2 separate regions of the Mus musculus genome follow, and region 2 is linked to region 1. The links are chromatin loops, found by intact Hi-C in ENCODE. Cell type or tissue: gastrocnemius. All regions are shown on one strand.

The links. A loop is a pair of places that touch in the nucleus more often than their neighbours do. Peaks named below come from ENCODE experiments on the same cell type or tissue, not always from the same donor. Only the 100,000 strongest peaks of a DNase experiment are listed, where the experiment ranks them.
Region 2: a loop joins it to region 1, with 3 times the contacts of the local background. A loop is called at or near these places in 12 of 42 quality-filtered maps.

What each region holds. Positions count from the first base shown.
Region 1 is chr15:81,602,863-81,610,862 of GRCm38, reverse strand. It overlaps Ep300 (E1A binding protein p300), which reads right to left. Exons shown (of 31, transcript NM_177821.6): 3 at 2,490-2,666; 4 at 247-508. Among named protein-coding and RNA genes, the nearest start is that of Gm22067, 15 kb to the right of the region's middle. In gastrocnemius, CTCF peaks have their summits at 4,031 (motif pointing right) and 7,686 (motif pointing left); no DNase peak of the experiment used is centred here; H3K27ac peaks cover 919 bases.
Region 2 is chr15:81,444,727-81,452,726 of GRCm38, reverse strand. Xpnpep3 (X-prolyl aminopeptidase 3, mitochondrial) reads right to left here. Exons shown (of 10, transcript NM_001347075.1): 8 at 4,231-4,408; 9 at 1,706-1,826. Among named protein-coding and RNA genes, the nearest start is that of Rbx1, 18 kb to the left of the region's middle. In gastrocnemius, a CTCF peak has its summit at 4,088 (motif pointing left); a DNase peak (open chromatin) is centred at 4,081.

The DNA of each region.
Region 1 (8,000 bases):
TGGCTCAGCAATAGAGTGCTCCTCTACCAAGTACAAGGCTCAGGGTTCAATTTCAGGAACAATACAAACAAGCAAGCATACACCCAAGAAGTTGTATTTTATTGGTCAGGAACTCACCTGGTGTACAAAGTTGCTTTACTTATAAAGGGGGAAAGGCAAAATTTAATGTCAGAACATGTCTATGTCTAAAATGTCATCAACATAATCAAAGTACCAAATAAAAATATCATCCTCAAAGTTACTCACCTTGGCAGGATTTGCCTGACTGGCAATGTGTCATATGGTTTAGGACATTTTTCATGGTACGACAGTGAGGAAGGTTGCACTGCCTCACTTCCCCATTAGCTTGCTCCCGGCGCTGGCACTTGTGAGCATGTAAAAGGAGAACAAGCTGCTGCTGGATGAGCTTGCGCTTCTCTGGATCAGCTGTGTGTGCTCCAGAACCCATTCCTGCGGCAACTGGAGTCACCAGGCCTGGCTGCTGGACCGATGGGGTAGGCTGCTGGCCCTAACAAATGTAGCAAAGATATATTTAACAGTGTTACAAGTGTGCCATCTTTTAACAAGGACTAGGTATTTTCAAATTAAATCCTTGGTGGTGACCTACTGTATGTCAGAATTCATTCTTTAATTTTGGATGGAAAGAATTCAATGTATACACGATAAATAGCTCTTAATCAGAAAGATTAATGGAATAAGAAAATAAATTATGGGGCTGGAGAGATGGCTCGGTGGTTAAGAGCACTGACTGTTCTTCCAGAGGTCCGAGTTCAATTCCCAGCAACCACATGGTGGCTCACAACCATCTGTAATGAGATCTGATGCCCTCTTCTGTTGTGTCTGAAGACAACTACAATGTATTCATATAAATAAAAAATGGTACATATTTATTAGACACAGAGAACTAAACGGAAAGGAAGAACAGGTAATTTCCACATTCTCAGTATTAGAGGCTCAGTAAGGGAACAGTAAGACCCAGAACTCAAGTCAATCTTCTATAGAGCAAGTCTGAAGCCAGCCTGTTACCAGATCCTGCCTCAAAAAACACATAGGGACTGGAGAGAGGTCACAGTTGTTGAAAGTACTTGCATTTAGTTCACAGTATACATATGCAGAACTCAGACTCCTGTAACTCCAGCTCTAGAGAACCCAAGATGCTCATCTAGCCTATATTGGCGCACTAGCCTATATGCATGCACACGTGCACATAAAACACAAGAAGAAATCTTTAAAAAAATGTTAAACAAAAAACAAGTATTGGAATTGAAAACGTGCTACCATGTGTAGCAAATATAGTTTTTACACCTCTTAAAAAAAAAAATTAACTCTTCCCAGTAGAAGTTATTCCTTAGGACAGTGAGGACATATTTTTGTTATTTGGTTTTTTACTTCGTATGGTTTTTTAAATACAAACAATCAATACCACACAAAATACCAAAACTTGTAAAAGTAAATAAAATAAAATTGTTCTAGGACAAATCTCAAAAGTAAAAACAAACCATTTAATTCCTAAGTAGAAATTGTTTGAACCCAAATCAGATACACCTCCACAGGTGTGAGTCTCCATCTCCACAGATTAAAGTTGTGCTCCACCATGCCTAGCATGTCCTCTTTCTTTGGTTTCTTTTAAGGTCTTATCTCAGGTCTGGAATGGCCTGGAACTGGCTATGTAGATATGGCTGGCCTAAACTTACTGAGAGCCACCTTACTGGAAATTTTAAACATGAAAACTGTCCATTACAGATGCTACTTAATGAAGCTTAACCGTAGCCACTCATGCAGTTGGTTCATCCCAAAAGAGAAAAACAAAAAATCATTTTGTTAATTGAAAAAATTACTGTTACACTAATAGAAATAAAACTAGTATTCACAGTCCTTGAGAGAAGCCTTTGCAGTAAGAATCTCCTGCAAGCGCAGAAAGGTTCTTCTTCCTATTCTTCAGTAACAAGGCTTACAGCGAGCCTGCTGAAGGACTCACTGTAGCTCACATTTACTCTGTGAATTAGTCTTCCAACTCATCAGTTAGCACAGCAAATAAAATGCCATGTGGAAATTTTACAAAGTGAAATTCCATTCCAAGGCACAAGGGTAATTAATATACATCATGTATCTTAAGGTCAAGTATATATAATACCAGTGTGTTAAATGCCAACCTAATATGCTCACAAAGTGGCTCAATACGTAATTATAGTGACCTGAGTATACAGTTCAAGATTCACATTAGAAGAAAACTAACTTCTGCAAGCTGACTTCTGACATTCACAAGTTTACCATGGTATTGTGCACACATCTATTCTGCATGCACATAAATGTTAAAAAGAGAAAAGAGCCAGGCAGAAGTGGGGGCAGAGGCTGGCAGACTTCAGAATTCCAGGACAGCCAGGGCTACACAGAGAAACCGTGTCTCCAAAAGCCAAAATGAAAGGAAGAAGAAGAAAGAAAACAAAAAGACAAGAAAAAGTCTTAACAAAATAGTGCTAAGTACTCACCATACTGGGCATTCCCCCACCAGGAACTGCCTTTTTGTCCATTGCAAATGGAGATAAGTTATTTGGTAGAACAGTCTTTGTCTGAATTTGGAGACCAAGGCCACTTGCTCCAATCTGCTGTCCAGAATTCTGAGTGTATGGTGAACCATAAGGACTGGGATTGTTCATCATTCCCATCTACATAAAATTAGAAAAAAGTGTCATTCTCTGTATTACTAAGACATCACCATGACCATACTTCATGTTCTATATTAGAAAACCATTTTAAATAAAATCCTTAGAGTATTCAAAAAAAAAAAAAAAAAAAAAAAACCATAATGAAAGACTCAGGAGTATCGCTTAGCAGGTAAAGGTGCTTACTGCAAAATTCTATCAAGCCGAATTTGATCCCCTATACTTGTAAAAGTGAAAGGACAGGACCAACTCCACGAGGCTGTCCTCTATACCCTCTACACCTGGGTGGTATATACTCTTTTTAAGAATTCACATACAGCCAGGCGTGGTGGTGCATGCCTTTGATCCCAGCACTCCCGAGGCAGAGGCAGATGGATTTCTGAGTTCGAGGGCAGCCTGGTCTACAAAGTGAGTTCCAGGACAGCCAGGGCTATACAGAGAAACCCTGTCTCGAAAATTTAAAAAAAAAAAAAAATTCACATACAATCAAAATAAATACAACACAAATTTTAAAACTAAAACACATTGAATAAAAGTGTATGCTTACCAAAGTATGTATCACAAATTAAGGTTTAAATAGAGCCATGACTACAAAAAAACTTTTAAAAGCATTATCTTCTTTGTGCTCAGTTTATCTGGAGCCATCCCACTATACAATGAAGAATGTTAAATATTTTAAACTGAATTTGTTTTTGCATTCATGAGAGCCCATACATACACACTTGCATGCACTTACCCTAGTGCATATAAAGAAGTTAGAAGACTATCTGAGTCAAAGATACTAGGTCTGGGCAATTGTCTTTACTACCAAGACATCTCACAAGTAAGTCTCTCACTAAACTTGGATCTTGCTGATTAAGCAAAGGAGCCTGGTCTTTGCCTCTCCATTGTTAAGATTAATATGCCACCAGAGCTGGCTTTTTTCTTGGGTGCTTTTGACTAATAAGTCCCTGTGCTTGTGTGGCAAGCATTTACGGAATAATTTTTCTTAACCCCCACGCCAACTGCATTTTCCTACCAGGCTTGGTTCTATGAGGCCTACAATCCTAGCACTTAGGAAGGAGAAGCAGAATTACCAGTTCCATGGCAGTCACATTCCCACTCTTATGTGACTACCTAGTATTAACTAGTAAAGGAAATATTAGGATCACAATAGTGCAAATGTTTTTCTTAAGTAGTACCACGTACACTCTTTAAGATATAATCTCACTATGTAATCAAGGCTGACTTGGAAGTGCAATCCCCCTACTCAGCCTCCCAAAGCTGGATCATAAACATGCACAACCACACTGCTTATTTTGTGAGTGTTCTGTCTGGATGTATGTGTACCACTAACATGCAGTGGCTTTCAAGGACAGTAGAGGGCATCAGATCCCTGCAACTGGTGTTAGGGTTGGCTACAACATAGATTCTGAGAATAGGACCTGGGTCCTCTGAAAGGGGAAGAGAACCAGGGCTCCTAACTACTAAACCTTTGCTTATTTACAGTAGCAATATTTATTCTAAAATAATAATAATATCCATGCCTATACTGAATTATGGTATATTTATAATTGTATCCTTAATGAAAATGAAAATTGAGACATAGTATGAAAGCCAATTTACCACATAACTTTGAATGACACAAGAACAAATAACAATGTTTCTAAAACTTCACAGAAGTAAATAAAGTGTAGACATTTGTAAGCTGCCTCAGTGTCTATAAATAATTATAATGTCTGTGTTCACATAAATCTCAATACAAACTGAAACTGGTATTGTATCTCAGAATATCTACCTTCCCATTATTATACTTTCTGTCACTTGAAGCCTTTTTTCTCTCCCCCAACAAACAGAAGAAAGATAGGACTATATTTGTGTCTGCTACAATGATGTTATTTGATCTCACTTCCCTTTATAGCTGGTAATTCCTGATGTCCAATTACCCACCATAATACAGACACTGACCTAACCTGAAAAGGAAAAGAAAGGACCAGTGTTGCTATCCTAGATCGAAACATTCAATCCTGCTGGGAGCTCCTTCCTTTATATAGGAAGCTGTCAATTAAAAATCAATTCAGGAAGGTCCTGAAACTGATCAGATTCACTAGATCCCTCACTGCCCAAATCAGCAAAAAGCTGTTTCCCCTATACAGAAGCTGAGCTACAGCTTTTCTCTCAGAGGAGAAAAGCTTCAAAGAGGACTCTAAGGCCAGACCAGCTACTTAGGAGCAGCAGAAAGTAGCCAAGCTGCCTGGAAGAAGTTTAGACCAACTGAGGCACGTGGAAAGGATTTTCTTCAAGCTGTAGAGTTGCCTGCAGGGCAATGTCTAGGTTTCCAGCTTTATTACCCGTGCTGGGTGGGCTTTGGTGATGCAGGTGTCTTTGAGTCATTTCTTCTCTTCAACTCATACTCTGGTAATCACCCTAATAACGCTCACTGCTGCACCAAATTGGATTCTGGTGATATTTATGCTTTAGTCTGTGATTCCCTATTTGGGTAGTAGCCATTGTGTGTTGTCTCTCCTCAGGGAAAGTTGTGTCACACAACAACCAGGAAGGAACAAGCAAAAAACACCCTCTATCCCACAAAAGCCTTAAAGTATCATTCTTCCTTTGCTAAAAGCAGTCTTGCACATATTAAATACCCTGTTGTTAATTTCTGCTGCTGCAGAAAACTAGGATTGTAATAAGATACATATGGACACATTAGAAATCAAATATTGGGCTAAAGAGATGGCTCAGGCAGTTCAGACCACTTGTTTTAGCAAATGACTCATTTCCCAAGAATCCACATGGTAGAACATACGTTCCATAATCCCAGACTGAGGGAATCTTTCTCTGGCATTTGGTGTCACTAAGCATACATGTACATGGTGAACATACATACATGTGAGTAAAACACTCATACATATTAAATAAATGATTACAAAAACAAGCTTTAATATCAGCATCCAGAAGGATAGGACAAGAGACCTGAATTTGATAGCTCTTGAGTTTGAGACCAACGTGGGCTACATAGCAAAACAAAACAAAGCCAGACTTGGTGGCAAATGAGTATGAGTCTCCCAGCAGATCAAAGGCCTTAGACCCCCCCCCCCCCCGGAGCTATATTTACAGGGGTTTGGGTACCAATCATCATAGATCCTGAAAATTCAGATCCAATGTAAGATCAGTACAAGTTCTTTAACTGTTGAGCCATCATATCTCTACGACACACTCTGAATGTAAAACTTTACAGATCTAGAACTCTTAGTGCTGGAGATAAAGAGCTCAGTTAATATAATTCTTGCCTGACACCCATGAAGACCTGGATTTGACCATCTGTACCCCATAAACTGAGTGTGGGTTACTTGCATGAAATCTCAGCATTCAGAAAGTAATGGAAGGAAGATCAGTGTTACACAGGAAGTTGAAGGCCAGCCTGGGATAGTGAGATCCTGTCTTTAATTAAAAAAACTCTAACATTACATACAGAAATGTATCACAGATTGATGCCAAGAGTAAATTCTAAAAATTATATTATCACTATTTGGGGAATGGAATTTACTCTCTTAAAGTAAATACTCACTTGAATGAAGCTCAGAAATATTTTAGGGGAACTGGTGATCAACCCTAGGTTCTTGTTCATACTAAGCACACTTTCTACACTGAACCCTGAGCTACATCCTAAATGTAGCAAAATCCATCCCCACCATCATCCTCCTGTTTTTTGAGATAGTATCTCACTATGTAGCTTTGGCTATCCTGAAACTCTGGCAGACAAGGCTGGCCTTTAATTGAGAGATCCATCCATGTGGCTCTGGCTCCCAAGTGCTGGACTCAAAAATGTGTGCTACCATGCTCAGCTTAATATTTATCTTTTTTGCCCCATGGTTGTGCAAATCTTTAAACCTGGTACTCTGGAAGCAGAGGCAAGCAAATTTCTTTGAGTTTGAGGCCAGCCTCATCTACAGAGCTAGTTCCAGGACAACCAGGGCTGTTCAGAGAAACTCTGTCTCAAAAAACAACAAAATAAACAACAAAAGCATCTTAAGTTGTGAATTTCCCTATTGAAATGTAAGCTCTATGAAGGTAGAATTAATGTTTTGCTCACTGCCATGTATTCAGGATATAATCTGTGAAAGCACAGAGTGGAGAGATGTCCTGGGACAAGACGGGAGGTTCACAACTGCCTGTAATACCAGCCACACGGGGAAATCCTGTGCTTCTGGTCTGCAGCTTCCATGTGTACTGCATATGAACACACACACAATGCATATGTACACACACAATGCATAATTTAAAAATAACAACTTTTTTTTTTTGGTTTTTTTGAGACAGGGTTTCTCTGCATAGCCCTGGGTATCCTCGAACTCAGAAATCCTCTGCCTCCCAAGTGCTGGGATCAAAGGCATGCAACACCACTGCCCAGCTAAGTAACAAATTTTTAACACACTGACTTAGGTTCCTCCCAATGAATCTCTCTCTCTGTTTAACACTTGTCTGACATAATTAGGTAAGTTCCACATTATCTCCACATTGACAGCTGTTCTATACAAAAAGCTAGGGAAGAGCAGCAGCCGAGATGTCCCTCAACTAACAAATTTCTACAAAAATTTATACATATACACAATGGAATTCAGCTGTAACTGAAAATTAAATTTGAAGGAAAATGAAAGCATGAGGTAACTCAGGCCCAGAAAGATAAATTCCACACAATCTCTCATATGTAGATCTTAGCTTCAAATATTTAAATTTGTAAGTTTAACTTCAGGGCACATGCAGAGGTGAGAACAACACAAAGATACCATGGTAGGATGTTTATGTGTGTTAGAGGGAAGAGAGCTTAATACATTTGATATGGTAGAACAAAGAACACTGTGGATAGAAAAGTTTTGGGAGTTGGGGAAAAGGCTAGTCAAATCTAAGAATATATGAAAAACCCATCTAGAAACCTGCTATTCTGTTAGCTAAATAAAAATACAATTTTAGAGGGCTAGAGAGATGGCTCGAGGGCTAAGAAGACTGACTGATCTTCAAGAGGTCCTAAGTTCAATTCCTAGCAACCACATGGTGGCTCACAACCATTTGTAATGGGATCTGACTCCCTCTTCTGTTGTATCTGAAGACAGCTACAGTGTACTCATATAAATAAAATAATCTTTAAACACAAAAATACAATTTCAGGGCTGGCAGGATGGCTTAGATAAGGTAAAAGATTTTGGTATTTAAACTTGAAGACAATGCTGTTTAATCCCCAAAACCTACATTAAGGTGGAAAGAGAGAACTTCACTAAGTTGTGTTCTATCCCCATAGTAGAAAAGAAATGTCCACAAACACATCACATACAAATAACAATAAAAAATGAAAAAATA
Region 2 (8,000 bases), 160 kb after region 1:
CACACTGTAGAGCTGTGTACAGGAAGCTCGGTCAGATGGCTTTCATCAGCTAGGATTACTACTGCTGTAGCCATTTTGTTTAGTGGACTACAGGCTGCATTCAACTATAATACCAACCTGATTCTGTCATAGTCTAGTGGTTCAGGGAAGCCATTAATTTACAAATATATTATATATAAAGGAACCAGAAGATTATATAAATGTCTTTCCTTGCCTAAAAATTCTATTAGAACAGTTATTTAGCTAAAATAAAGTATGAAGTCAGCTATGATGGCATTTCCTTAGAAGACTAAGGAGGGAGTATCAGTGTAGGCTAGATAATATGTTTATTGTAATATGTTTACAATAAACAGTTAAGCCCCAACTCAAGAAAACCCCAAAAATGAATTAGAAAAAAGACAATGTATTACAGCATATTCATAATATTGAGGTATTAGCCAAAGCTACAGAAACTGTCACTATAAAGTTCTTTTCCCTCAAATAAGCTATTAAAAAAAAAGGTCTAAATGTATATAAAAGACATTAAGGGGCTGGAGAGAAGGCTGAGCAGTTAAGAGCTGACTGCTCTTCCAGAGGACTGGGTTCAATTCCCAGCAACCACACACAACTGCCTGTAACTCCAGTTCTATAGGATCCAACATCTTCCTCTGGCTTCCACAGACACTGCACACATGTAGTGCACAGACATTCATCAAGGCTGAACACCCATACACATAAAATAAAGATTAAAAAAAGATTAATGTACATTTAGAAAAGTCTAGATATTCCAGGAACTTTTTCTAACAGTCTCACGTAGCTGAGGCTGGCTTTGAATCTTCTTTTGTGCTGGGATTACAGGCATGCACCACTATGCCTAGTTTCCAGACACTCTTCCTAAATCTCAAGTCAAACAGACGTCAGGACTTTGCACAGTAAAGAACCTCCAAAGTAGCTGCTATGGTAGCATCCTAGTACTCTGGAGGCAGAGGCAGGCAGATCTGAGTTCAAGGCAGCCTGGTCTACAGAGTGAGTTCTAGAAAAGCCAAAGCAACACAGAGAGATCCTGTCTGGAAAAAACAAAACCAACCAACCAAATAACCAACCAGCCAGCCAACCAACCAACCAACCAACCAACCAACCAACCAACCAGCCAACCAAACAAAAGAACCTGAAACCATCCCCAGATGCTCTTCAATAAAAAGCCTGGCAACTGTAGTGGCCATTACTAACTGGAGCAGCCTCCACTGCCACAGAGCAACATGACTGACTGCTTCTTCACGGGACAGGAAGAGGCATTTCTCAGCCCTAACACACCTAATTCAGACTTTGGGCTTCGATCTCATGATGCCAGCAGCCTCATCTTTAATCGTCAGCCCTGCTAACCACTGAGGCCACACTTCACTTCTCCACTCTGCCTACTAGGCAGGCACTTCCTCGAACCAGGTAACTGTCTGTGGGAGGATAGCTCACTATAGGTAGCAGGATGTTGCAACCCACCACTACTAACTATGAGACTATTATGAGTTGGCTCTGGCAAAGGTAGGATTAAAAAAGATTTATTTCTTAATATCGACTTACAGAAAGTATTTGCCATCTGTTGTTTATCGGAGGAGTCAAATTAAACAAACTGTGATGTTAAATAAGAAAGCTCTAGACAAACCTAAACATTTTATGTTACGTAAATAAAAATAAGCAATGTATACTTTGGGATTAACCCATCCCTTACCTGGTTCAACTGTGATCACCATTCCAGGCTGCAGAGGGAGTGACCGAGGCATGTCTGGAGTGTCATGGACATCCATCCCGAGGTAATGGCCAACATGATGAGGGCAGTATTTTCGAGCAGCCTGGAAAAGATAATTACCACAGTATCATCAGGACAATGAATGAGCTCTTAAGGGAAAACTGGCATGCATAAATCAGTGACATGTGATGCTAACTGTCAGTTTCTATGATTTATGTTTAACCTATCCTTAAGGGACCTGACAAACTGCAACTCTTTGAGGTGTGTGGTGTGTGGCGTGCATGTGTGTGCCTGTGGAGGCAGGGTGTGGTGTGTGGTGTGTGGCGTGCATGTGTGTGCCTATGGAGGCAGGAGTCGATAGTGGATGTCTTCCTCTACAGCTTCCCTTGACTTTTTTTTTTTTTGGTTTTTCGAGACAGGGTTTCTCTGTGTAGCCCTGGCTGTCCTCGAACTCAGAAATCTGCCTGCCTCTGCCTCCCAAGTGCTAGGATTAAAGGCATGCAACACCACACCCACCTTCCCTTGACTCTTGATTGACTGGTTGGTTGGTTGCTGGTGCTCTTGTGTGGATGCACATGCCTAACGTGTGTGTGGAGTTAGGAGTACAACCTGCTTTCTCCTGCCAAGTAGGTTCTTGGGACTGAACTCAGGTCATCAGACTTGGTGGCATGTGACTTTATACATGTAACTATCTTTTTTTTTTTTTAAAGATTTATTTATTTATTATATGTAAATACACTGTAGCTGTCCTCAGATACTCCAGAAGAGGGCATCAGATTTCGTTACGGATGGTTGTGAGCCACCATGTGGTTGCTGGGATTTGAACTCGGGACCTTCGGAAGAGCAGTTGGCCCTCTTAACCACTGAGCCATCTCACCAGCCCTACATGGAACTATCTTGTCATCTGCTCCCCACCCCTCCAAGCTGTGTTTTTTTAAGACTTCTTGGTGAGCTTGAAGCTCAATGGCTGGCTAATTAGGTGGTGAGCAAGTCCCCAGAGGTTCCTTTGGTCTCTAGCTCCCAGAGCTGAGACTTTGGGAACAGGCTGCTGTGCTCAGTCTTTTTGTGTATCTATGTGTACTTTGTATCTATCTCATGACCTAAGAGGCCTGAAGATGGTATCAGATCCCTTGGAACTGTAGCTACAGATGGTTTTGAGCCTCTATGTGTGTGCTGGAACCCGAGTCCTCTGGAAGAACAGCCAGTGCTCCCAAACTCAAACTCTGGGCCATCTATCTAGCCTATACACCTACTTTCCCCCCCACCCCCAAACAGGGTTTCTCTGTGTAGCCCTGACTGTCCTGGAACTCACTCTGTAGACCAGGCTGTCCTCAAACTCAGAAATTCGCCTGCCTCGGCCTTCTGAGTGCTGGGATTAAAGGCGTGTGCCACCACCGCCCGTCTACACCTACCTTTTTATGTGGATGCTAGGGATCTGAAGTCAGGTCCTCATGCTTGTGTTAGAAAGCACTTTACCCACCTAACCATGTCCATGTCTGGCAAACTGTTACTTCCTCAATCCACACTTACGATACTGCTTTCCACCTCACTGTCAAATGTATTATGCACAGTATAGTATACTGTATAGACCACTGTCAAATGCATTATGCACAGGCTAAGGAATTCCAGTGGATTTGCCTACCACACATCCTCTATTTGATCCCCAGCAAAGGGGTGGGGAGATTGCCTTTTTTTGGGAAAGGAAGAACAGCAATGTTCTATTATCCTTACAATTTATATGTCTTAAAAAGGAAGACACAAAATATGAACCCACACTTAGAATCCTAACTCTTGGTCTGTGGAGATAGGAGGATCAAGAATCCAGAGCCATCCTCAGCTGCTGAGTTCAAGGCAAGCCTGGGTTACACAAGAACTTGTCCCCACCATAAATGCAATAAAAAAGACATACATCTCTCCTGGGTAGCCTACTCTACCCATGTCAAGTTGTAGAGTAGGCAGGACTCTGTGTTTACTGGTATGGATAGTTCTGTTAATTAAAAATTTGTTGGCTTGGTTCAGGGAATTTATAACTTCTTTTCTTTGGTAATAGGAGTCCTGGAAGTGTAAATTTGGAAATGGAGGCTGCCTAATGCTTGTGTGGCTCAGGGTCTGCAACTATAATGGATGTCATACATTTAGGTGTAGACAAAACTGGGCGTTTTGTAAAGTTTCAATAGTGTAACTGAGCCAATAAACAGCCTCCCTTCTGACCTCCAGAACCCCAGCAAAGGATTAGGAGTTAACCCTCTCTCCTTGTTTGTGTTCTTCCCACTCTCTGCCTGTATAGACTTCATCTTGTGTCTGAGTACTGCACTGGCTCTCTAGCAGGCAATGACTCAGAATGTGCTGCCATCTTCTGGCAAAAAGAAGTACTGACTCCCTTTGTTTTAATCCAATCCATGTTAAAGCTAAATCCACTTTACAAAGAATTAGCTTTTCCAAGCAGGGCAAAAACTGAGCAGCATGTTGCTGGCCCTTCTGAAGGACTGGCGTGAGGAGGGAGGTACCTTGAAGGCGCTTTCCTTGCTGGTCTTTGTGATGCCCAGATCCTTAAGCTTCTGTCCTATCAGCGTCAGCATCATGCTGTAGATGTTCTCCAAGCTCGTCCCAGGGGAACACAGAGTCAAACAAGCTCTTTGGATTTCCAGAACAGCTTCATAGAGCTCTGCCTGAGGGGCGGTGAATCTAAGCACAGGAAAACCAAGGAAAGTGAGCTATGTATCCAGTAGTCAGGCCTGGCCGCAGCGTTTTACCAGCCAGCCATCTTGCTGGACCTTCAGTAGTTTCTTAAGGTGGAAGTTTAGACATTACTGACTTAATCATTCCCCCATCCCTTTTTACTTTTTATTTCTTCCTAGTGCTGCAGTTTAAACCCAAAGCCTTGTGTATACTAGGCAAGTACTTACCATTTACCTTTCCAGGTTAAACATTTAAGGTTTATGAACTTCTCAGCTGGGCATAGTGGTATAGGACCCAGTAATCCCAACACTCAGTAGGCTGAGGCAGGACTGTATCTTTAAGGCTGTCCTGGGCTACATGGCATGTTTGCAATAGCTTGGGTTACTTAGTGAGATCCTGCCTGAAAGAAAAGTCACACATTTCCCTTCAGCTTTATTTCCCTATTATCCACACAGAGTATCTCCATTACGACACAGAGTGTCTCCATTACTACACAAAGTATCTCCATTACTACATAGAGTGTCTCCATTACTACAGAGTATCTCCATTACTACACAGAGTGTCTCCATTACTACACAGAGTGTCTCCATTACTACACAGAGTGTCTCCATTACTACACAGAGTGTCTCCATTACTACATAGAGTGTCTCCATTACTACAGAGTATCTCCATTACTACACAGAGCGTCTCCATTACTACACAGAGTGTCTCCATTACTACACAGAGTGTCTCCATTACTACATAGAGTGTCTCCATTACTACAGAGTATCTCCATTACTACACAGTGTCTCCATTACTACACAGAGTATCTCCATTACTACATAGAGTGTCTCCATTACTACAGAGTGTCTCCATTACTACAGTGTCTCCATTACTACACAGAGTGTCTCCATTACTACATAGAGTGTCTCCATTACTACAGAGTATCTCCATTACTACACAGAGTGTCTCCATTACTACACAGAATATGTCCATTACTACACAGAGTGTCTCCATTACTACACAGAGTGTCTCCATTACTACAGAGTATCTCCATTACTACACAGAGTGTCTCCATTACTACACAGAATATGTCCATTACTACACAGAGTATGTCCATTATTACACAGAGTATCTCCATTACTAGTCCATCCCAGACACACTGTAATTTACTTTGCTGATGCCTTTTTGCTACTTTGTCTTTTTTTTTGTTTTTTGTTTTATTTTGTTTTATTTTTTTGGTTTTTTGAGACAGGGTTTCTCTGTGTAGCCCTGGCTGTCCTGGAACTCACTCTGTAGACCAGGCTGGCTTCAAACTCAGAAATCCACCTGCCTCTGCCTCCCGGGTGCTGGGATTAAAGGCATGCACCACCACGACTGGCTGGTTCTGATCATTTTAAAATTAGAACCTCAGAATGTAGCCCAGGCTGGCCTTGAACTCTTTAAAAACAATATATAGTCTATTGTGATTGCTGAGATCCAAAAGGCAGTCATATGACACAGTATTATGTGCAGTAACTGTGAAAGCAGGGGAGCAGGGTGGTGGGAGGATATAGGGGACTTTCAGGATAGCATGAAATGTAAATGAAGAAAAATATCTAATAAAAAAAAGTGCGGGCTGGTGAAATGGCTCAGTGGGTAAGAGCACCCGACTGCTCTTCTGAAGGTCCGAAGTTCAAATCCCAGCAACCACATGGTGGCTCACAACCATCTGTAACATGATCTGACGCCCTCTTCTGGAGTGTCTGAAGACAGCTACAGTGTACTTACATATAATAAATAAATAAATCTTTTAAAAAAAAAAAGTGCAGTAACTGCAGAGCCATCATTAAGCCCCTGGGCGTTAACTCTTTATCAAGTTAAAGTCTTCAGCTTCTCAACTGCACAACAGGGGTCCTCTGGAAGAAAAAGCAAGAACTCTTAATCTCTGAGACATCTCTCTAGCTCTATTTGGAGATTTGAAAATATATTTTGTCACTGGGCATGATGGCTCATGGCTTTAATTGCTGCAGGCCAGAGGCAGAGGTAGATAGATCTCTGAGTTCAAGGCAGCCTGGTCTACAAAGTGAGTTCTAGAAAAGTCAAGGCTACACAGAGAAACCCTGTCTTGAAAAACAGATTTAGGTCCTGGAACTCATTGTGTAGACTGGGCTGGCCTCAAATTCAGAGATCTACCTACCTCTGCTCTGGAGTGCTGGGATTAAAGGCCTGTACCACAGCCACCTGGCACAAAAAACATTTTAAATAAAAACCCTTAAGCTTATGAAAATAAAAAGATGGAGAAAGTTATTACTGTGAGAACATCAGTCATAAAGAAGCTAAAATGACATATAGCGTCTTGACCTTTTGGCTAAGATCAGGTGTAGAAACTTGACATTAATACAAACAAAATAAACATCAGGACTAGTGTTGTTGGAGTTGAAGCAGAACACTGATGGTAATGACAGCGATGATGACAGTGGCTATGAGTGCACGGATTCCTAAGACAGCTGCACACACAGGAAAGCTGGAAAGACTAAAGAGAAATGAGCAATCACACGCAGTCAGTTTTTTACAGTCTTGTTAATTTATAGGACAAGTGTTCGTAGGTCGTGAGATCTTCCTGTAAAGTGATGTGCTGAGTACCTTCAGGCTATGTATTCCTTTAAACACGTGAACATTTTCCCCGGCTGTAAACTAGTCTCAATGGACTTCAAAAGGCTGAAGTGTTGTATGCTCTCTGACTACAGTGGAATTAAATTAGAAAAACTGTAGCAAGCACTGAGCCTGTGAGGTAGTGAGTCAATATTCTGATTTACTTCTGACAACACTTGTCTTGATGTTTATTTTGTTTGTATTAATGCTACTCTTTTTTTTAAAGATTTATTTATTTATTATTATACATAAGTACACTGTAGCTGACTTCAGCTGCACCAGAAGAGGGTGTCAGATCTCATTACCAGATGGTTGTGAGCCACCATGTGGTTGCTGGGATTTGAACTCAGGACCTTCAGAAGAACAGTCAGTGCTCTTAACCGCTGAGCCATCTCTCCAGGACTCATATTAATGCTACTCTTTCAGTTTTTATTTATTTGTTTGTTTTTTAAACTATATCAAAACTGAAAACTAGCCTGGTTCATTGTTTTTTTCTTTCTTTCTTTTCTTTTTTTTTGGTTTTTCAAGACAGGGTTCCCCCCCTCCCTCTCTCTCTCTCTATACACACACACACACACACACACACACATTTAAAACTAAATTTAAAAAAAGAAGAAAATAGCCTCAGACTGAAAACCCCAACATCACTAAATTTACCCATTTCATTTGATTTACATTGGGTAGTGGTAGCACATGCCTTTAATTCCAGCACTTGGGAGACAGAGGCAGGCAGATTTCTGTGTTCGAGGCCAGCCAGGGCTATACAGAGAAACCCTGTCTCGAAAAACAAAAACAAACAAAGAAGAGGAGGAGGAGGAGGGGAAAGAGAAGAAGAAGAAAAGGAGGAAGACGAGGAGGAGGAGGGAGAGGAGGAGGAAGAAGAAGAGGAAGAAGAGGAGGAGAGGTGTCTCAGTGGTTGAGAGCACTGGCTGCTTTTCCAGAGGACCTCAGTTTGATTCTCACTGCTCACATGATGGCTCACAAC